Linked DNA regions of Homo sapiens: region 1 is linked to region 2. A link is an interaction called in ENCODE POLR2A ChIA-PET data of the cell type or tissue named here. Cell type or tissue: GM12878. All regions are shown on one strand. Each heading gives the region's core, and the rest is flanking DNA. Links, peaks and the distances in the headings are about the cores only.

Region 1 (11,212 bases), core at 202-8,201, 95 kb before region 2:
TTTTTTCTTTTGAGATGAAGTCTGGCTCTTGTCCCCCAGGCTGGAGGGCAGTGGCGCGATCTTGGCTCACTGCAACCTCTACCTCCCAGGTTCAAGTGATTCTCCTGCCTTAGCCTCCTGAGTAGCTGGGATTACAGGTGCCTGTCACCACGCCCGGCTAATTTTTGTATTTTTAGTAGAGATGGGGTTACACCATGTTGGCCAGGCTGGTCTCGAACTCCTGATCTCAGGTGATCCACCCGCCTCAGCTTCCCAAAGTGCTGGGATTATAGGTGTGAGCCACCGTGCCCGGCCTTTTACATGCTTTTAACTCATTTGATCCTCACAACAAACTCTGTGAGGTGGGTTCTTATTTTTCCTACTTTATAAATGTGATAACTGAGGCGTACAGAAGTTAAGTAATTTGCCAAATCCTAGAGGCTTCCAGAGCTCTCTGTCTTAATCACTAAGGCTATGCTGTAGGGTCTGGAGGGTGAAAGCAGTACCCAGCTTCAGGACTGCAACAGTGTTGCAGAGGATCCAGTCTCCCCTGGGTTAAGGAACAGAATGAATATCCATCCACTCCCCTCCCTGACAACAATGACTGCAGAAAACAAGCTAGGAAGACCTCTCTCTTCCCCTTAAGGAGTGGGAAGCATGCTTGGTTAATTGAGAGAAGAGCATCCTGGAGAAAGGCTCGCTTTGGAAAAGGAAGAGGAAACAGGGAAGAAAAGAACACCATGAAGGTGACCAAACCATGGCTTCCATGCACTCTTGCTTCACCAAAGTGCAGGGGAAACCCTTTCCCCTGAAGAGGGCGTTGTGCTGCTTAATCCACTCTCCGGAGTGGCTCGGGGCATGGAAGAGAAGCAAGGAGCAACTCCAGGTGGCAGGGGACCAAGGTTGCCTGCTCTGACCCTCCCAGTTGTTCCAGGCACGTCCAGGGCCTTTTATCCAGCACAGCAACTACCATCTCCCACTATTTTTACAAATGTTAGTTTGAAATGGATCTTGAAGTAGTGGGAGCTATAGGACAGATTCCAGTTGTTTTCAAACAAGCTGTAACTGAGTAACAGTTTTTAATACAGAAGGTCCTAAAATATACAGCTGCCATAATAATACACATGTAACTCTAAAAGGCATAGGAGAAAAGACACAATATTACACATTTTAAATGTAACACAGCTATGGTTAGAAATAGCGTAGAAACAATATAGCGAGGTTTGTTTTATTTTGTTTTTGGTTTTTTTTGAGATGGAGTTTTGCTCTTGTCACCCAGGCTGGAGTGCAGTGGCACCATCTCGGCTCACTGCAACCTCTGCCTCACGGGTTCAAGCAATTCTCCTGCCTCAGCCTCCCAAGTAGCTGGGATTACAGGCGTGCACCACCGCACCCGGCTAATTTTTGTATTTTTAGTAAACACGGGGTTTCACCATGTTGGCCAGGCTGGTCTCAAACTCCTGACCTCAAGTGATCCAGCCGCCTCGACCTCCCAAAGTGCTGGGATTACAGGTGTGAGCCACTGCACCCAGCAATATAGTGGTTTTATCTCAAGGATTAATAAACATCTTACGAAAATGTTAGGAATGGGGTGATAACATCCAGAGACTTGTATTCTAGTTAACTCAGTCCCCATCCGACCCAGGTGATTTAATACTCCATACCTAACAATTTTCAAATGCTTAAAACTGGCAGATCAATATCCCACGTGTGGCAGGCACAGAGACGCACCACACAGTTCCTCTTTCAAGCAAGGCCTTTCTGCCTCAGCTGCTGGGAGTGCTCTTGGCAGACGGTCTTCAACTGCCAGCCTCTCAAGGGCATAGAGCTGCCCTGCCCAAGGACCCGGCCTTCCCAGGGTGTTCCCCATCCAATGACTGATCAAGGCTGGGGCATATAAGCCCAGCAATGTGAATTCAACGTGGGACAATCCTGAAGGCCATTTCGGCACCCGGGCTTCCCAGGGGGCTGTCGTCAAAGCCAGCCGCTCCCTCTGCTAATCCTGCTGCCCAGCTCCCTCCCACAAATGTTGATCCCATCAGTGCTCCTCATACGCATCCCGCATACAAAAGCCCCTCCGAGGCTGCTCCCCAGAGAATCCAACCCGTGCCTCAATGCCTCTATGGAGAAGAAAAAGAAATTCAATTTTCAAGGGAAGTGGTACAGGTTAAGCCAGATGGTTAGAAAAATTGCTTTCATTGTTATCTTGGGAATTTTCCTCCTCCAACAGATGGTTAAAGCTCAACCTAGGAGAAGGCTGGGCAGCTCAGCCAAGGTGGTCATTTGCGTGGTTCCAATCAGATAAAGGAGCACAGAAGAACTCTCAGGGAGGCACACTGAGCTACGTGGTCAGCCTCCAATCTCCTTTGAGCAAGGTGAGTGCTGTCCTGACCCACTTTAAAGCCAGCTCATTAGATATATTCCCATTCAAATCTAAGTCTAAGTTCATGTCTGTCTCTCATCAGTCTGTTTCATCTCTCTCTCTCATACACACACACACACACACACATCTACCCCTAAAGATGTTCCATGTCTCTTTCTCTTCCTTTCCATAGAAAACTGAGGCCTGATTACAGTGGTATTAGTCAGTTACATGTTCATAAGTGATAAAAGATTAAGAAGAAATAGGATCACCTTATTAATGTACATCCCAAGTCGTTGCTTCAAGGACAAACTCTCCGTGAGCCCATCCTAAATATATCTCCCATAAACACAACCAGTTCTTCTTCCTAAAGCTCTCTGTCCATTTCTGGCAAGAAAAAAGTACCAGAGAAAATCCTGTTTATAAAACAAAGCAAAACAAAAAATGGCTACTCTTGGGCTCTTTGATTGGCTGACAAAAGAAAATGGTAAAATGAGTCTTCACCTTATCGTCACCCCTAGAGATGGCCAAGTTTGGAATGAGTTTAGCAACATGAATCCTACACGAGCTAGGAGTGAATCCAGAAGCAGAGAGGAGGGTCACTCTTGGACACAGGACCTCAAATTATCCTGTTCAAATGACCCAAGGGAGTACAGAAACACCTTGGAGGGTCTCCTAAATTCACCTGTTCATAGATACAAAACGCTTATCACTGAAACATACTCTAAACCACTAGCTGTTAATTCCTCAGGACATAATAAATTTTTTTTAATTGTGCTTGTGGATTTCAAACTAACCAAATTGGTTGACAGAACTGTTCTACCTTTGATGTCAATTCAGTTCCCCAACTACTGTTTGAAATGGTTAAAATAAAAACAACAACAAAAATAATAAAGAGTCCTTATCACTGCATTCAAAATGCTTTCTCAAAGATTTCACCCTCCTGGCAGGACTGTCTAGATGGAAAGAGAATGTCGTGTCTCTTCCCAGAATAAACCGTTGAGACCACATTACCTTCCAGTTCAAGCTCCTTTAAGGATTTGAAATTACTTGAAACAACTACTCAGCAGCTTCAGTCTCTTTCTTACGCTGTCTTTCCCTGCTCAAGCACTTGGTTCTAATCAGACCACTTCCTTCCTGCTGCTTTGGTTTTTATTACCAAAGTTCTTCAGTCCTTTTCACCACCCCATATGCTAAACAATTTCCACTTTGAGAAGCACATTCTCAGAGAACTCTGAGGATAAGCCAAGCTCAGCTAAAGATCTTCAATAATGAATGAAACTGTGAAGAGCTACAATTTGTCTTAAGCGGCTTTCACCTTCTTTCTGTATCTTTTTCCTTCTAAAGAGCATGCATCTACTTTTCTCAGGAATTAAGCATTCTCATTCTTTCATTGATTCTCCAAACAGGAAAAGTAACATGATAAATAAGTCATATTTGGTGTAGGCCTCTATGCAGAAAAAGCTAACACAGCAGGCCTAACTGCTTTTTTCTTTTTTCTTTTTTTGAGACAGAGTCTCACTCTGTCTCCCAGGCTGGAGTGCAGTGGCACAATCTCGGCTCACTGCAAGCTCCGCCTCCCAGGTTCACACCATTCTCCTGCCTCAGCCTCCTGAGTAGCTGGGACTACAGGTGCCCGCCACCATGCCTGGCTAATTTTTTGTATTTTTTTTTTTTAGTAGAGATGGGGTTTCACTGTGTTAGCCAGGATGGTCTCAATCTCCTGACCTCGTGATCCACCTGCCTCGGCCTCCCAAAGTGCTGGGATTACAGGCGTGAGCCACTGCATCCTGCTTTTTTTTTTTTTTTTTTTTTTTGACAGAGTCTTACTCTGTCACCTAGGCTGGAATGCAGTGGCGTGATCTTGGCTCACTGCAACCTCCGCCTCCCGGGGCGTGAGCCACCGCACCCTGCTTTTTTTTTTTTTTTTTTTTGAGACAGTCTCACTCTGTCGCCTAGGCTGGAATGCAGTGGCATGATCTTGGCTCACTGCAACCTCCGCCTCCCGGGTTCAAGCAATTCTCCTGCCTCAGCTTCCCGAGTAGCTGGGATTACAGGCGCCCGCCATCACACCCAGCTAATTTTTATATTTTTTATTAGAGACAGGGTTTCACTATCTTGGCCAGGCTGGTCTCGAACTCCTGACCTCATGATCCACCTACCTCGGCCTCCCAAAGTGCTGGGATTACAGGCATGAGCCACCGCGCCCGGCCCTAACTGCTTTTCTTAACAAGGCACTGCTGCCAAGGTTGGCCCTTCCCTGGCTGGCATCCTGGAGCTTGGATTTTGGGAAGGACCCGCCATTAACTGGTAAGAGTGGCAATCTGTGCCTAAGCTGTATCAATGCTCTGTTTCATTAACACCTGGTTTCCTTCTGGGAGTCTGGGATGTGGGTACATGCCAGACAGGGTGCCTATGTGACCAAGACCCTCAAAAAACCCCGGGCACTGAGTCTCTAATGAGCCTTCCTGGTTGGTAATATGTCGCACGTGCTGTCACAACTCATCGTTGGGGTAATTCTGTGCACCCTGTGGGATTCCACTGGGAGAGGATGCTTGGAATCTTGCACCTGGTTTCCCCAGCACTTCAACCAGGAGCCTTTTCCCTTTGCTGATTTTGCTTTGTATCCTTTTGCTATGATAAATCATAATCATGAGGATAACTACAGTCCATTCCCGCTATTCACAGTAATTATGTTCCATAAAGTCACCATGAACACTGAATTAGCAAATACTCAACTGATGTTCCTGAGGGAGACATGTACCTCTATCTGTACATACCCCACACAGATCATAATATTAAATCCTAAAAACAACTCATCCTGGTAGATTCCTTTTTTTTTTTTTTTTCAAAAGAAAAAACAAAGTTCTGAAGTGTTACATAACTTGCCTGAGGCTGCTCCACTAAGAGGAGCCAGAGGTGGGATTTAAGCCTGTCTGTCTGGCCCCAGAGCCAGAGTGTCCACTGGTCATCCCTCTCTGAGGCCGAAACAAAAGGCAGGGCATCACCTTGTTCAACCTCGGCTGGGAATGTGCTTGTGGGGTGAGTCAAACCTTTTGCCACTTTATCCACGTCCATGAGTAAATGCGAGAGTACTGCTAGTATTCACTTGGGGGTTTTAAGTACATTTTAGTGGGTAGGTGAGTATAAGCTGAATCCTTTGAGTCCTCCTAGCAAACCACTAAACCTGGAGGTTGTCTTGGGGACCCCCACCGTAGCCTCCAAGGAGAGACCAAGATTCCCCTTCCTGCAGAGGCACTGAGGAGGAGAAACAGTATGACTAGGGCCAAAGTGGCAAGAGGTAGAGCTTCCAGAGCAACCTGCTCTTTGCATCTGTGATTACTTTGGCTGTTCCTTTGAGGTTCTCTTTGGCCTCTCTTTTTGGCTTGCTTTTTTGAAGTCCCTTCTCCAATTCAGCTGCTACAGCTGGATGGGCCTGTGGTAGCCTCCCTCTTGGAGGTCAAATAGGAACAGCGGTGAATGAAGTTCAGGGGAAAGGAAGCCGGGTGAGTCACCCAGGCCAGCTGTCCCAGGGCCTGAGGAGAGATGGCCTTTTCCTTGACAAGTGTTTCCACAGCTTTTCCTTGGAAAACCCTCATCCCTTTCTAGTTAGATGGCTTCTCAGCCTGGCTGCGTGGCCAGGGTCAAGACCAGTATATGGGCCTAGAAGAAAAAAGTCAGGGAGGAACTAGGGCAGAAGCAGCAAAAGGTCCTTGTGACTCAAAGCTGGCCAAACCCATCACCAGAGCTAAAGCTAGCAGCAAAGTCATAGGACAAACACCATGCATGTGTCTCAGGATCTTTTTTTCTTTTTTTTTTTTTGAGATGGAGTTTTGCTCTTGTCACCCAGGCTGGAGTGCGGTGGCACAATCTCAGCTCACTGCAACCTCTGCCTCAGCATCCTGAGTAGCTGGGACTACAGGTGCCCACCACCACACCTGGCTAATTTTTGTATTTTTTTAGTAGAGACGGGGTTTCACCATGTTGGCCAGGCTGGTCTCGAACTCCTGACCTCCAGTGATCTGCCCGTCTTGGCCTCCCAAAGTGCTGGGATTACAGGCATGAGCCACCGTGCCCAGCCATGTCTCAGGATCTTTTCTGCACAGTTAGCAGATTCAAAGACTCTGGTTTCCTTGCTGTAATATAATAAAAATATAGTCATCCCTTGGTATCTTGCGGGATTGGTTCCAGGACCACCCCTTCCATATACAAAATCCATGGATGCTCAAGTCCCATATATAAAATGGTGTAGCATTTACATATAACCTACACACATCCTCCCGTATAACTTTAAGTCATCTCTAGATTACTCATAATCCCTAATACAATGGAAATGCTATGTAATAGATGTTACGCTATATGGTTTAGAGAATCGTGACAAGAAAAAAGTCTGCACATGTTCAGTGCAGATTCAACCATCCATTTTTAAAAAAAAAATTTGATTCTCAGTTGGTTGGATTCATGGATGCGGAACCCACAGATACAGAGGGCCAAGTATACATATGTTTGGTCTTTACCCCAGGTTCCTGGCACAGAGCTTCAAAAACCTTTGGAATTTCCTGAGTGCTAGACGTGTCTTTTGTTATTCATGATGAGTCTTTTTGGACTCCTGCTAATTTCTTTGGGGAAATTCATCTATGAACACATCAGATAATAACTCACGGTAGGCTCTTAGACAATTTCAAAGAAAGGGCTAGCCATACCAATGGCTAGAGGGCTGGAACTTTCAGGCCAACTCCCAACCCCCAGGGAGGGGAGGGAGGCTGGAGATCAAGGTCAGTCAAGTGGCTGATGATGTCATCGATCGTGCCTATGTAAAGAAGTCTCCATAAAAACCCTTGAACAAGGTTCAGGGAGCTGCTGGATTGGTGAACACATCAGTGTGCTGGGGCAGGAGTTGGGGGACAAGGAGAGGGTGATACATGGAGAGGGTGATACATGGAGAGGGCATGGGAGCTCTGTACCACCACCCCAACCTCTATACCTTGCCCTATATACTGTGCCTTTTCCATTTGACTGTCCCCGAGTTGGATCCTTTTAATAAAACTGTAATAGTAAGTATAGTGCTTTCCTGAGTTCAGTGAGTCATTCTAGTAAGTTATCAAATCCTGAAGGGGGGTCATGGGAACCCCTCAGTTTTTTTCTTTCTTTTTGAGATGGAGTCTCACTCTGTCACCCAGACTGGAGTGCAATGGCGCAATCTTGGCTCACTGCAACCTCCGCCTCCCGGGTTCAAGTGATTCTCCTGCCTCAGCCTCCCAAGTAGCTGGGACTACAGGTGCCACTAACTGGGTAGCCAACAATTCAATTCTGACATTACCCAGAGTTAGCATCAGACTCCACAGGTTTAAGGGCTTGATCCCACAAGACTGTTCTAACTTCAGATACCAGCCATTAGTCCTGGGGTATCCCCAAGTACTTTAGTCCAACTGGCTATAAAGCGAAGGGTTCCCAGCCAGGCACAGTGGCTCACGCCTGTAATCCCAGCACTTTGGGAGGCTGAAGCGGGCAGATCATGAGGTCAGGAGATCGAGACCATCCTGGCTAACAGGGTGAAACCCTGTCTCTACTAAAAATACAAAAAATTAGCTGGGCGTGGTGGTGCATGCCAGTAATCCCAGCTACTCGGGAGGCTGAGGCAGGAGAATCGCTTGAATCCAGGAGGCAGAGGTTGCAGTGAGCTGATATCATGCCACTGCACTCCAGCCTGGGCGACAGAGCAAGACTCTGTAGCAAAAAACAAAAACAAACAAAAAAAACTTGTTTTACTGAAGCCTCCAGAACACCAGCTGTTTCAGCAAAATGATTTCTATAGATACTATGACCTGGTAAAAAAATGCAAAAGAGAGAGACTTTGAGCTCCAAACAGTAGAGAAAGCACACATGGTTGCCTCCTTCATTCCAAAGAGCACAATGAAATGGCAGTCAAGCTATTTTTGAAAGAATAAATCCATGGTGGCACTGAAGACACGAAGAAGCGTTATCAATGAAGACATCATTTTGGAGATTCTCTTCAAGAATAGAGTTGGGACTGTATTGACCAATAAACCAAAACTGGGGGTGGGGAATGGGTGAAATACAGCTGGAAATACATCAGGCTGCAGATAAGAAGCTCTTTCTTTTTGACAGAACCCTGGAGAGGCTCCAAGCTTAGAGTCAATGGCTATTGGCAGCCACAGAATGGCCTACAAAGAAGTGGTTATAAGGCAGGAATCAGGGCATCTGAGTGGAGAGCTGTCTACAGAACAGCTGAGCCAGTCTGCCCACAGCCCTGCCCTGTGTAGACTGCAGTCTGCAGTACTTGCCCCCAGCTGGAACCCCCGGAACAGCCTTCTCTGGAGAGGAAAGTTTGCCTGGGAGTGCGCATGGTGTTGGTGTCCAGGCTAGAGAATGAGTCAAAGAAGAGCCTCTAGGATAGACACAGGGGTAAAAAGAAATAAAACATATAAAAGATGTCACCCCAAGATTGGAGTTCTCCTTATGTTATTAGTTTTGTTATAGCAAATGGTCCTGAATCGGCTTGTGCCCTCTTTTACCTAACCATATATCCTAGAAAGAAACCTGCCGACTGGCATATCTTGCCCATTTACACAGAGTACACATCACAGCCTGTCTTCCCACTCAAGAAAGAAGCCTTTCGGGTAAATAAACTTGCCTAAAGGGCCGCCCGTGGTGGCTCACGCCTGTCATCCCAGCACTTCGGGAGGTCAAGGTCGGCGGATCACGAGGTCAGGAGTTCGAGACCAGCCTGACCAACATGGTGAAACCCCATCTCTACTAAAAATACAAAAATCAGCTGGGTATGGTGGCACATGCTTGTAATCCCAACTACTCAGGAGGCTGAGACAGAAGAATCGTTTGAAGCCGGGGGGCGGAGGTTGCAGTGAGGCGAGATCGTGCCACTGCACTCCAGCATGGGCGACAGAGCGAGACTCCGTCTCAGAAAACAAAACAAAACGAAACCTACCCAAATACAAAGAAAGCCTATTGCAGCTACCTATACAAATCAATATGGTCCTTCATTCATAAATATGAAGAATCAATGAAGAATTAGCAGACGTGAGGAAAAGCCCATAGCATGTGTATTAGTTTGTAAAGGTTGCCATAACAAAGTACTACAGACTAGGGAGCTTAAATAACATTAACTTTCTCACAATTCTTGAGGCTAGAAGTCCAAGGTATAGATGTGAGCGGAAGTTGTTTCTTCTTTTCTTTTTTTTTTCTTTTTTTTTTGAGATAGAGTCTCGTTCTGTCACTCAGGCTGGATTGCAGTGGCACAATCTCGGCTCACTGCAACCTCCACCTCCCGGGTTCAAGCTATTCTCCTGGCTCAGCCTCCCAAGTAGCTGGGATTAGAGGCACATGCCACCACACCCAGCTAATTTTTATATTTTTAGTAGAGATGGGGTTTCACCATGCTGGCTAGGCTGGTCTTGAACTCCTGACCTCAGGTGACCCGCCTGCCTCGGCCTCCCAAAGTGCTGGGATTACAGGTGTGAGCCACCGCACCCAGCCAGAGGTCATTTCTTCTGAGGCCTCTTTCCTTGGCTTGTCTTCTCCGTGTCCTCACGTGGCCTGCCCTCTGCATGTGTCTGTGTCCCACGTGCCTCTTTTTCTTTTTTTTGTGAGACAGGGTCTCACTCTGTTGCCCAGGCTGGAGCACAGTGGTGCAATCATGGCTTACTGCAGTCTTGACCTCCCGGGCTCAAGTGATCTTCCGACCTCAGCCTCCTGAGTAGCTGGTACTACAGGTGTACACCACCACATTAGGCTAATTTTTTTATTATTATTATTATTTCTTGTAGAGATGGGGTCTCCCTGTATTTCCCAGGCTGGTCTCAAACTCCTGGGCCTAAGTAATCCACCTACCTCGACTTCTCAAAGTGCTAGGATTACAGGCACAAGGCACCGTGCCCAGCTTCAGGTTCCTCTGCTTAAAAGGATACCAGGCATATTGGATTAGGGCCCACCACAGTGGCCCCATTTAAACCTAATTATCTCTGAAGACCCTATCTCTAAATAAAGTCACAATCTGAAGTAGTAGGGGGTTAGTACTTCAACATTTGAATTTGGGGGGTGACATATAATTCAGCCCATAGCAGCATAAAAGAGAAAGACTAAGATGAATAAACCAAAACTTACCTAGAGAAGAAACAGAAATAACAAAAGGAGCAAAAACACTCACCATTTTTTAAAGTTCTAACTAGTGCCATTCAAAGGATTAAAAAGTTTACAACCTTATATACACACTTGTGTGGAAAAAAAAAGCAATCATGAACATTAAAACCTCTTGGTGTTTAAAACTATCATTCTCAAAATTTTAAAAATCAGTGAGAAGAGCTGAGTAATAAAATGGATACAGCAATTGTAACAGCAGTCAGTAAAACATGTTGGTAAATGTAAATAAAATACTGACTACAGAAATAAAAGGGGGCTTCGGTTGAAAACAAAACAGAAGATGAAGAGTTTAAAGGGAAGTTTAAGAATTCTAAACTTGATTTATTCCAAGATATTTATTTGCTTTAGACTTTGTTAGAAAAATGTAAACTTAGGTATGCATGTTAAATATGTGGGGGTGGCTGTGGCCCAAGGTGGGTGGCCTGAGTATCCCATTCTTGGGTGGGGAAGGGGGAAATTTTCCCATAAAGCTGTCATTTCCCAGCTTCTAGCTTTATTTGGAAAGCCCACTTTCAGCTGCCTGCAATGCGTAGGCCCTATAACCTCAACTCCCATATCCACACGGGTGTGGAAATGCAGGTCCCTAAGCTACATATGTGGTTTGGTTATCTCTGAGGGCCATGAGGCTTCACTCACTCACTGGTGTAGGTAAGTTTCTTCATTTCTGGCACCTGGAGAACTCCCTTTGTTGCT
Region 2 (12,848 bases), core at 2,713-10,712:
TGAAAGACGGAGTATGTAGCCATTAAAAATTATGGCTCAAATCTCTATTTGTTCACATAGAAAGATATCCATCACAGCTTATGAAAAAAACATCAAGTCATAAAATAAAATATCACCCAAACAGAGAAAAAACAACCCAGGAACTAAATACAAACATTGAAACCATGAAAGCACCATGGTTCTATCTAAGTAGTGGGATTTTCTAATATTTTATAAGAAAATGATCACTTTTGTAATCAGGAAAAAATGTCATTATCATAATTAAAGACACTTTCTAGAGCACAAAAAAAGATGGAAAGCCTAATTCACATTTTAAGCTACCATAACCTGGGTAACAAGCACTGACAGAGATAACCACATGTCAATCTTACTTAGGAATTATAAATGTAAAAATCTTTTCAAAAAATATTAGCAAAGCAAATTCAGAATTACATTAAAAAGGACCATATACTATCAACAAGTAGAAATTATTCTAGTAATTTAAGAACAGTTTGATGTTAGAAAAATCTAGTAATAAAGCTCATGGTGTTAATAATTAAAAACAGAATAAACATATGATTAGTACAGTACAGGGGAAATTATAAACAAAAGAAACACAAAAAAGAAAGAAAAACTAAGAATAGAACACTACTGCCTTAACTACAATATTATTTAACTTTGCTCTAGAAGTTCTAACCAATACAATAAGAAAAATTAAAGAAAAATACAAGGACTACAAGGAAAGATGAGATTATTATTATTTGCAGATTGATAATAGTCTACTTGGAAGAGTTAAGAGAATCAACTGAAAGATTATTATTATTTTATATATATATATATATATATATATATTTTTTTTTTTTTTTTTTTTGAGACAGAGTCTTGCTCTGTTGCCCAGGCTGGAGTGCAATGGAGTGATCTCAGCTCACTACAACCTCCGCCTCCCGTTTTAAGCGAGTCTCCTGCCTCAGCCTCCTGAGTAGCTGGGACTACAGGCACCCACCACCATGCCCAGCTAATTTTTGTATTTTTAGTAGAGACAGAGTTTCACCATATTGGTCAGGCTGGTCTCGAACTCCTGACCTCAGGTGATCCACCCACCTCAGCCTCCCAAAATGCTGGGATTACAGGCATGAGCCACCGCGCCCAGACTGAAAGATTATTAAAAACAGTAGAGGCCGGGCTGAAAGACTATTAAAAACAGTAGAGGCCAGGTGTGGTGGCTCACACCTGTAATCACAGCACTTTGGGAGGCAGAGGTGGGAGAATCACGAGGTCAGGAGTTCAAAACCAGCCTGGCCAACATGGTGAAACCCTGTCACTACTAAAAATACAAAAATTAGCTGGGCATGGTGGTGCGCACCTGTAATCTCAGTTACTGGGGAGGCTGAGGCAGGAGAATGGCTTGAACCCAGGAAGCGGAGGTTGCAGTGAGCAAAGATGATGCCACTGTATTCCAGCCTGGGCGACAGAGCAAGACTCCATCTCAAAAAAAAAAAAAAAAAACGGTAGAAGAATTCAATATGGTCATTAGTCATAAAGTGAAAAAAAATCAAGGGCATTCCTAAATTTAAGTAATACCTAGGGAGAGTTTTTTAAATTGTTATTTTAAAACTTCATTAACAATACCAACAAAATCTAAAAAATATCTAGCACAGTGCCTGGCACATAGTTAACTGTGCAATAAATACTGCTGAAGAAACAAAAGGAAACGCTCAATATTGTGAAAATGTAAGTTTTCCCCAATTTAAATCTATAAACATACATGTCTACTTGAAATTCCATTTGGAATTCTTTTATTGCAGAAGAGGTGATAATTAAGGCACAGCACAGTTTGGTTTTTTTTTTTTTAAATGAAGTTTTAGAAAATTACTCTGACAGAAGGATAAATGAAGGAAAATAAAAACCATGAATATGTATAATGTTCATAGGGGCCTTAATCAGATATAAAGTGATTACAAAAAACTACAATAGCTGATGCTGGCAATCACCAACAGCTTCAGTAGTGCAACATAACAAATGGCCCAGAAACAATGTAGCTGTATAAAAATCCAGTGAATTAAATATGAACTATTTCATATGAGGGAAAGAAATTCATAATTTAACAAATGGGGAAAAAATAAAATTAGATAGCTATGACACACCAAAGTAAACACCAAGTATTTCAAAGATTTACACACACAAAACAAAATAACAGAAAAAAAGCTTAAGGAAAATTTACATAATTAAGTATTTATAAAACCTCTGCATGTAAAAGGCCTTTTTAAGCATGATATCCCCTCCCCCGTTAGAAAAGATCACCAACAAACATGCTGATAATTTCAAATAAAATTTAAAAACCGGTACATGTTTTACAATGTCACTTACAAAATCAAGTTAATAGAGAAAGCATTTATACTAAATATACCAGATCAAAGCTTAATATAGTTAACATATATAAAAAGAAAACTTTGAAATTAAGAAACAAGGCTGAGCACGGTGGGTCACGCTTGTAATCCCAGCACTTTGGGAGGCCAAGGCAGGAGGATCTCTTGAGACCAAGAGTTTGAGACCAGCCTAGCCAACATGGTGAAACCTCATCTCTACTAAAAATACAATAATTAGCCAGGCGTGGTGGCGGGTGCCTGTAATCCCAGCTACTTGGGACGCTGTGGCAGGAGAATCGCTTGAACCTGGGAGGCTCGGAGGTTGCAGTGAGCCGAGATTGTGCCATTGCACTCCAGCCTAGGCAACAAAAGCAAAACTCCATCTGGCCAAAAAAAAAAAAAAAAAAAAAAGAATAGATATTCAAGACTTAATAAAAAATGCATATTAAACTACTGTAACATAGTATTTTTACCTAGTAGAGATTTTTTTAAAAGATAATCAAAATTGGTGTAGAAATGTCATTCTGCAATATATGTGTTCAAAAGGCTTAAAATGTTATACAACCCAAATCCAGAAAGTCTACATTGAAGAATTTATTTCAACATGGGCAATAATTTGGCTATACTGAAAAATCATTTGTAATTAGAAAGAATCTAACTGTCCAAGAAGATGACACTAGTTAAATAGATAGCAGCCCTTCGTGTAAAAGATGAAACCATATATTTAATAGAAGAAAGCAGGAATAAATTTTTTATAACCTGCAAACAGCAAAAACTTAGATATGACTAAATATATGGAAGCAATTAGATTGACAGCCAACTTCATTTAAAAAAAAAAAAACTTTCGGCCGGGCGCAGTGGCTCACGCCTGTAATCCCAGCACTTTGGGAGGCTGAGGCAGGCGGATCACAAGGTCAGGAGATCGAGATCATCCTGGCTAATACGGTGAAACCCCGTCTCTACTAAAAATACAAAAAAAAATTAGCCGGGCATGGTGGCGGGCGCCTGTAGCCCCAGCTACTTGGGAGGCTGAGGCAGGAGAATGGCGTGAACCCGGGAGGCGGAGCTTGAAGTGAGCCGAGATCGCGCCACCGCACTCCAGCCTGGGCGACAGAGCGAGACTCCGTCTCAGGAAAAAAAAAAAAAAACTTTCACACGACAAAACTACCACAAGCAAGTCAAATGTCAAATGATAAAGGAAAGGAAATAACTACAATTTATCACGAGGAGCTAATCTCCATAATACGTGAGGAGCTCTTAAAAGATCAAGACTAAAAAGGCTAATAATCCAGTAGAAAAATGGGCAAAAGACAAGACAGTTCACAGAAAAAAAAAAAAATATATATATATATATATGGCCCTTAAGCATATGAAAACACACTCCACTTGACTCATTATATGAGAAATACAAATTTAAAACGACACTGAAACACCATTTCTCACTTATGAGGTTAACAAAAATTCAGAAGATTCACACACCCTCTGTTGGCCAGGCTGTGAAGAAACAGAAGTGCTCACACATTGCTGGTGGGGTGGCAAGAGTGACAACCCCTTTGAGGGGGGATTTCACATCAGGTTAAAAAAAAAATTACATATGCCCTGGTTCTGAGAACTCACCTTTAAAAGACACCTATGCACATAATTTTTTTAAAGGACAAGGTTATTTACTGCGGTGTTATTCACAACTCAAGACTGGAAGCAATTTAACTGCCTTTCCTTAGGAGACAGGTTAAATAAAGAATGTTACATCTACGCAATAGAGTACCCATACAGCGCTAAAGAAGAACAAGGAATATGAAATGAAATGTAGAGGTTTCTATATTATTAAGTGAAAAGACCAAGATACAAAAGAGTATCTGTCATTCATTCATTCATCCATTTATTTATTTATTTATTTATTTATTTATTTATTTATTTATTTATTGAGACAGAGTTTCATTCTTGTCACCCAGGATGGAGTGCAGTGGCACGATCTCGGCTCGCTGTAACCTCCGCCTCCTGAGTTCAAGTGATTCTCCTGCCTCAGCCTCCCGAGTAGCTGGGATTACAGGTGCTCGCCACCACACCCGGCTAATGTTTTGTATTTTTAGTAGAGACGGGGTTTCACCATGTTGGCCAGGCTTGTCCCAAACTCCTGACCTCAGGTGATCCACCCGCCTAGGCCTCCCAAAGTGCTGGGATTACAGGCGTGAGTCACCGCGCCTGGCCCGAAAGAGTATCTTTTATATAAAAGGAAAAACATAACACACAGACACACAGAGACACACACATACACACGCATAGAGGCTTATTTCTGCATAAAGTAACACAGGAAGAATAAACCAGAAATTAATGAAAATGGTTATTTAGAAGAAGTAGGTTAAGAAAAGGTAGAAAAGAGAGGAATGGGAACAAGACTTTGAGTGTCACTTTTATATAATTTTGACTTCTGAACAATGTAAATGTTTTACTTATTTAAAATTAAATTAAAAAGTTGGAAAAAGCAACTCCTGAAAATGAATAAAAACAGAAACAAAGGATAACATAAGACAGAAAAAAAAAGAATCAATTATTGCAAAAGTCCTCAAAAAAATACTGGCAAACCGAATCCAGCAGCACATCAAAAAGCTTATCCACCACGATCAAGTAGGCTTTATCCCTGGGATGCAAGGTTGGTTCAACATATGCAAAACAAAAAATGTGTTTCATCACACAAACTGAAATAAGACAAAACTTACATGATTATCTCAATAGAAGCAGGAAAGGCTTTTGATAAAATTCAACACCACTTCACGTTAAAAACACTCAATAAACTAGGTATTCAAGGAACATACCTCAAAATAATAAGAGCCATCTATGACAAACCCACAGCCAACATCATACTGAATGGGCAAAATCTGGCAGCATTCCACTTGAAAACTGGCACAAGACAAGGATGCCCTCTGCTACCACTCCTATTCAACATAGTATTGGAAGTCCTGACCAGGGCAGTTAGGCAGGAGAAAAAGAGGAGAGGAGAGGAGAAAAGAGGTGAGAAAGGAAAGGAAAAAGGAAAGGGAAGGGAGAGAAAGAGAGAAAGGAAGGAAAAGAAAGAAAAGAAAGAGAGAGAGGAAGGAAGGAAGGAAAAGAAAAGGCATCCAAATAGGAAGAGAGGAAATCAAACTATTCCTGTTTGCAGACAACATGATCCTATATCTAGGAAATCTCATACTCCCAGTCCAAAAGCTCATTAAGCTTATAAACAACTTCAGCAAAGTCTCAGGATACAAAATCAAAGTGCAAAACATCACTAACATTCCTGTACACCAACAGTCAAGCCAAGGGCCAAATCAGGAATGCACTCCTATTTACAATTGCCAACAGAAAATAAAATACCTAGGAAGACAGCTAACCATGAGGTAAAGATCTCTACAAGAAGAACTACAAAACACTGCTCAAAGAAATCAGAGATGACACAAACAAATGGAAAAACATTCCATGCTCATGGACAGCAAGAAGCAATATCGTTAAAATGGCCATACTGCCCAAAGCAATTTATAGATTCAATGCCATTCCTATTAAACTACCATTGACATTCTTCACAGAACTAGAAAAAAGTATTTTAAAATTCATATGGAACCAAAAAAGAGCCCAAATAGCCAAGGCAATCCTAAGCAAAAAGAACAAAGCTGGGCCGGGCGCAGTGGCTCATGCCTGTAATCCCAGGACTTTGGGAAGCCAAGGCGGGAGGATCATCTGAGGTCAGGAGTTCGAGATCAACCTGGCCAACATGACAAGAGCCCATCTCTACTAAAACTACAAAAATTAGCTGGAAGTGGTGGCTCATGCCTGTAATCCCAGCTACCTGGGAGGCTGAGGCACGGGAATCACTTGAACCCGAGAGGCAGAGGTTGCAGTGAGCCAGGATCGTGCCACTGCACTCCAGCATGGGCGACAGAGCAAGACTCTGTCTCAAAAAGAAATAATAAAATAAAAATAACATAGCTGGAAACATCATGCTACCCAACTTCAAACTATACTACAGGGCTACAGTAACCAAAACAGACATAGACCAATGGAACAGAATAGAGAACTCAGTTGACCAGGCACAGTGGCTCACGCCTATAATCCCAGCACTTTGGGAGGCCGAGGCGGGCAGATCACTTGAGGTCAGGATTTCGAGACCAGCCTGGCCAACATGGCGAAACCCTCTCTCTAATAAAAATACAAAAATTAGCTGGGCATGGTGGCACACACCTGTAATCCCAGCTACTCGGGTAGCTGAGATGCAAGAATCACTTGAAGCCAGAAGGGAGAGGTTGCAGTGAGCTGAGATCATGTCACTGCACTCCAGCCTAGGTGAGAAGAAACACCGTCTCAAAAAAAAAAAAAAAAAAAAAATAGAGTACCCAGAAATAAGGCCACACGTACAACTATCCGAGCTTTGACAAAGCTGACAAAAACAAGCAATGGGGGAAGGATTCCCTATTCAATAAGTGGTGCTGGGATAACTGGCTACCACGTGCAGAAGATAGAAATTGAACTCCTTCCTTACACCACATGCAAAAATTAACTTCAGATGGATTAAAGACTTAACTGTAAAACCTAAATCTATAAAAACCCTGGAAGACAACCTAGGCAATACTATTCTGGACATAAGAACAGGCAAAGATTTCAGGACAAAGACATCAAAAGCAATTGCAACAAAAGCAAAAATTGACAAATAGGATCTAATCAACTAAAGAGCTTCTGCACAGAAAAGGAAACTATCCACAGAGTGAACAAACAACCTACACATTGTGAGAAAATATTTGCAAGCTATCCATCTGACAAAGATCTAATAGCCAGTATCTATAAGGAACTTAAGCAAATTTACAAGAAAAATCCACCCCATTAAAAAGCAGACAAAGGACACGAATAGACACTTTTCAAAGGAAGACAGGCATGCTGCCAAAAAAAACAGGAAAAAAAGCTCAACATCACTGATCATTAGAGAGGTGCAAATCGAAACCACAATGAGATACCATCTCACACCACTCAGCATGGTTATTACTAAAAAGTCAAAAAATAACAGATGCTCGGGAGGTTGCAGAGCAAAAGGAACACTTATACACTGTTAGTGGGAGTGTAAATCAGTTCAGTCATTGTGGAAGACGGTGTGGCAATTCCTCAACGTACTAAAAACAGAAATACTATTTGATTCAGCAATCCCGTTATTGGGTATATCCCCGAAGGAATAGAAATCATTCTTCCATAAAGACACATGCATGTGGCCAGGTGGGGTGGCTCACACCTGTAATCTCAGCACTTCGGGAGGCCGAGGTGGGTGGATCACCTGAGGTCAGGTGTTCGAGACAAGCCTGGCCAACATGGCGAAACCCCATCTCTACTAAAAATACAAAAATTAGCCAGGCATGGTGGCAGGCACTTGTAATCCCAGCTACTCTGGAGGCTGGGGCAGGAGAATGGCTTGAACCTGGGAGGCAGAGGATGCAGTGAGCCGAGATTGCACCACTGCACTCCAGCCTGGGCAACAAGAGCAAAACTCCGTCTCGAAAAAAAAAGAGAAAAAAAGAGACACATGCATGTGTATGTTCACTGCAGCACTATTCACAATAACAAAAGACATAGAATCAACCTGATGCCCACCAATGGTAGACCAGACAGAGAAAATGTGGTACATATACACTATGGAATATTATGCCGCCATAAAAAAGATCGAGATCATGTCCTTTGCAGGAACATGAATGGAGCTGAAGGCCATTATCCTTAGCAAACTAATGCAGGAACAGAAAACCAAATACCGCATGTTCTCACATTCTGTAGGTTGTTTGTTCACTCTGTTGATATAAGAGAGAGCTAACTGGTGAGAACATATGGATACATAGGGGGACATGACACACACTGGGGCCTAGCAGAGGGAGGAAGCTGGAAGGAGGAAGAGGATTAGGAAAAATAGTAAGTGCTAGGCTTCATACCTGGGTGACAAAATAACGTGTACAACAAATCCCCATAACACAAGCTTACCTATACAACAAACCCACATATGTACCCCTGAACTTGAAAGTTAAAAAATAATTCTAATAACTTTGGAACATAATAACCTCAGCATTCTTAGTAGATTAGTCTACACTTAAAAAGACTCAAATTTTGAACTCAGTGTTTGTCGTGGTACCTTATAGTAATTTTGAAACCATTTTCTGTAAACTGTAAAATAGACCAAATGAGTAAAAACATACTGATGCTTTTGGAAACTAGGATTCTCAGTGTGAGAGAAAGAAAATACAAATTTGGAATGTGGAAAATAAGGAAGAAAGGTGTGGTGTTAGATTTGAATCAGAGGCTTCTATTTTCAATCATAGTCACAAGTATAAACTTGTGATTTCACAAAAATCTATTTCTTAGCCAAATCCCACCACTGTTTTTATACAGCCCAAAACTAAAGATGGTTTTTACATTTTTTTCTTTTTTGAGACAGGGTCTCACTCTGTTGCCCAGGCGGGAGTGCAGTGGCACGATCTTAGCTCACTGCAGCCTCCACCTCCCAGGTTCAAGCAATTCTCCTGCCTCAGCCTCCTGAGTAGCTGGACTACAGGTGTGTGCCACCACGCCTGGCTAGGTTTTATATTTTTAGTAGAGATGGGGTTTCCCCATGTTGCCCAGGCTGGTCTCGAATTCTTGACCTCAAGCAATCTGCCCGCCTCAGCCTCCCAAAGTGCTGGGATTACAGGTGTGAGCCACTATGCCTGGCCTGTTTTTACATTTTTAATGTAAAATGTAAAAACTATAACTATTCTTGTGGTGAGAATGGAAACTCAAAGACTTGAAGACATTATCTCTTGGCCTGCAAAGACTAAAAGATTTATTATCTGTAGGAAGTTTACTAACCCCTGAACTAGACTATAAAATTGTTAGAAATATTTAAAGTAAAACAGGAGAACTTAAATGTGTTATGCCTCATTTAGTCTCAATGATTACATCACTACTAACTGGTTGGGTGTTATGTCAATTCAACATATGTAAGCAGATAGATCATCATACACACATGTGCACAGACAGCCTCAAAGAAAGATAGGAGGGTTTTCAGGCCTCAAAACTCAAACAAATCATTGGGTACTAATTCCTTCATGGTATTACCTTTGGTGCCTTTTCACCTTTTCTTTCATATTGATTTCGTTGTTGAATTTTCTCAGCAATTTCTTGGGCAATTTGACAAGTAGAATCGTATGTGGAGAACCTGCACCAAAGTCGTAAAAAGAGAAAATGTTTAAGGTTCTTTTTTTTTGAGACGGAGTCTCGCTCTGTCGCCCAGGCTGGAGTGCAGTGGCACGATCTCAGCTCACTGCAAGCTCTGCCTCCTGGGTTCGCACCATTCTCCTGCCTCAGCCTCCCCAGTAGCTGGGACTACAGGCGCCCGCTATCATGCCTGGCTAATTTTTTGTATTTTTAGTAGAGATGAGGTTTCACCGTGTTAGCCAAGATGGTCTCGATCTCCTGACCTCGTGATCCGCCCCCTCGGCCTCCCAAAGTGCTGGGATTACAGGCGTGAGCCCCTGCACCTGGCCTTAAGGTTCTTTAAAAGAAATTTTTGCATTGTCTAAGTTTGACATTTTCATTCTAGCCAAAGAATTCAAACAGAGGGGAAGAATAATAACATGACCAGTAAAAGCAACATGGACTGAGCGTTATTTACCATGTGCCAGGCACTATTTTGAAGGCTTCGTTAGTAATAACTCACTTAATCAAAACAGGAACGCTATGAAGTGGGTACCATTACCATCTCCAACTCACACATGAGAAAAGGAGGCACAAAGAGTTAGAGTGACTTGCCCAAGTGGTTCTGCCTGCTGCAAACCAAGGCCGTCTGGCCCCAGAGCCGGGGCTCTTAACAACTGTGCTGTTCTGCCAATGAGAAAGCATGTGGGGGGTCTCCGCTGCACTGGGCACTGTTCTGGGCACTGGAGAAGACGGCAGTAAACAGAATGAACACAGTCCCTCTTTCAAGGAGCTCATATTTTAAGGAAAGAAAGTCATAAAACAATTAAATACATAGTATGTCAGGTGTTGATAGGTGCTAAGAAGAAAAACGCAGCAGGATAAAGGGACAGAGAGTGATAAGGAGCTGCTACTTAGGATCAGGTGACACCGAGGCAAGGTGAAGAAGCTGGGCTTGCAGATGCCTGGGGGCGGCTCTAGGGTGCAGGAACAGCAAGTATTGTCTAGCCTAAAACCAAATGCTCCGGGGACAAAGGCCACACACCCACCTGACATCTGAGCTTGCCAGAATTCTCTCAAAACATTTAATAAGCTTCTAGTTGTCATTCAGCAGCGTTGGAGGCTTTGAAGGGTTCACGGTGAACTCCCAATAGCCCCTTATGTTTTGCTTCTCTCAGAGCATTTTTACTTTCTATCATATAGAAAATACTTAAGCAGACCGGATGCGGTGGCTCACGCTTGTAATCCCAGCACTTTGGGAGGCCGAGGCGGGCAGATCATGAGGTCAGAAGTTCGAGACCAGCCTGGCCAACATAGTGAAACCCCGTCTCAACTAAAAATACAAAAAATTAGCCAGGCATGGTGGCGGGTGCCTGTAATCCCAGCTACTTGGGAGGCTGAGGCAGGAGAATCGCTTGAACCCAGGAGGCGAAGGTTGCAGTGAGCTGAGATCACACCATTGCACTCCAGCCCGGCGACACTGTGAGACTCCATCTCAAAAAAACAAACGAACAAAAAAACGAAAATACTTAAGCATGCATACACATTTCATTTCTCCTATCAGACAGTCTGCTCCTAAAAAGCAGAGACTCTGTGGACTAACATGACCAGCATTATCTTCCAGGACCAGTCCATCACAAAATATCAGAAACTCCTGTTGCCCCTAATGTCCTAATTTTTGCTTGAGTAAACAATATATTTTTTAAAACCTTTCAATTCCCACATATCATTTGAACACTGAGGGAACTTGATAAGTGTTTTTTTTTAAATGAAGGAAAATGCGCCCATCAATTCCCTTAGGAATCTTACTAGAATAATTATAGCAATAGTAACAGCTGAGTACCTGACCTGAGCCAGGTCCTATACTAAGAGCTTTACACTGTAAACTTCATAAGGATCCTGAGAGAGGATCCTGAACCACTAACCACTATACTGTAAAGCAGCACCATTCATGTATATATCATATATATATCACACACATTCACATATATCATATATATCACTGATACATATATTCATATATATCACATACCTATCGTTTATATCATATATACTATATATTCGTATATGTCACATGTATATCATTCATATATATATATTCATGTATTTGTGTGTGTAGGGAAAAATAGCAGTGATACAAGAAAACACAGAATTAAGAAAACAGGAGGCTAATAAGGAAAATTGGGTCCTGGTCCAAACTTTGCCACATTTCACTTTTTTTTCCTCCATATTATCATGAAAAGAGGAGCCTAGGTCTGGCTCTGGGGTCCAGACCATACATATAAAAATCATCCACATATGGTAAGTTTTGCCTCCTGCCAAATGTGGGATCTAAGTGGTAAGTACGTCTGGAGTTCAGAGGTGGAAGAGATTACTGCTGACCAAGGCACTCAGATGGAGAGGGTCCATGAGGTTACATCTGGATGACCACGAAGTTAAAGCAGGTCTCTTATTCAGACAGGAGGGAGGAGCACATTCTAGACTTAGTGAAAGACAGGGCGAGCAAAGATGAATGGAAGGAAACGTGCCCGGCACATTTGGCTGCGTGGTGGCCCTGGAAGCCTGTTAAGTATAAAATGGTAGAGATGAGTAGAAGCTAGTTTCTGCAGAGCCTTGAACACCAGTCTAACAAGGTTAGACTTAAAGGAGAATTTCAGAGCCATAGAGAACACTTTTACACACAGAGAGTGGCCCTAAAGAGGTTATGAGAAATGCACACAGCTAGCACAAACTCCCAGGTGTCCTGACTCCAGTCCTTGTGTTGTTATTTTAGCCCTAAAGAGCAATAGTTCTGAAACAAGTTGGAATCACTGGGGAATCTTTAAAAAAATAACAATGCCTGGTCCCAACCTCAGCATTCTGACTCAACTGGTATGGGGTTTGTCCTGGGCGTGCGTGGGGAGCTTTAAAAGCTCTCCAAGTGATTCCAATCTGCGGTAAAGTCCGGGCGGGAACCCTTGGCCTGGGGCAATAGACAACCTCATTACACTATCAAGCACACAGGTGCCTGAAGTACTAGTTTAGAAAAAGTAATTGGGTCGGGGGGTGGCTGAGGCAGGAGAATCGCTGGAACCCGGGAGGCAGAGGTTGCAGTTTGCCGAGATTGTGCCATCGCACTCCAGCCTGGGGGACAAGAGCAAGACTTTGTCTCAAAAAAAAAAAAAAAAAAAAGTAATCTGGGCCGGGCATAGGCGTAGTGGCTCACACCTGTAATCCCAGCACTTTGGGAGGCCAAGACGGGTGATCACCTGAGGTCAGGAGTTCAAGACCAGCCTGGCCAACATGGCAAAACCCCATCTCTACTAAAAATACAAAAATTAGCCGGGCATG

Evidence for each region. Peaks named below come from ENCODE experiments on the same cell type or tissue, not always from the same donor. Only the 100,000 strongest peaks of a DNase experiment are listed, where the experiment ranks them.
Region 1: POLR2A ChIA-PET joins it to region 2 with 5 read pairs; 2 of 35 experiments call an interaction of 5 or more read pairs at or near these places.

What each region holds. Positions count from the first base shown.
Region 1 is chr17:9,466,897-9,478,108 of GRCh38, forward strand. All of the region lies in intron 6 of STX8 (syntaxin 8), which reads right to left. Among named protein-coding and RNA genes, the nearest start is that of STX8, 100 kb to the right of the region's middle. RefSeq lists an enhancer at 7,094-7,595. In GM12878, for the core only: no CTCF peak of the experiment used is centred there; a DNase peak (open chromatin) is centred at 3,445; H3K4me3 peaks cover 280 bases.
Region 2 is chr17:9,558,931-9,571,778 of GRCh38, forward strand. It overlaps STX8 (syntaxin 8), which reads right to left. Exons shown (of 8, transcript NM_004853.3): 2 at 9,441-9,540. Among named protein-coding and RNA genes, the nearest start is that of STX8, 10 kb to the right of the region's middle. In GM12878, for the core only: no CTCF peak of the experiment used is centred there; no DNase peak of the experiment used is centred there.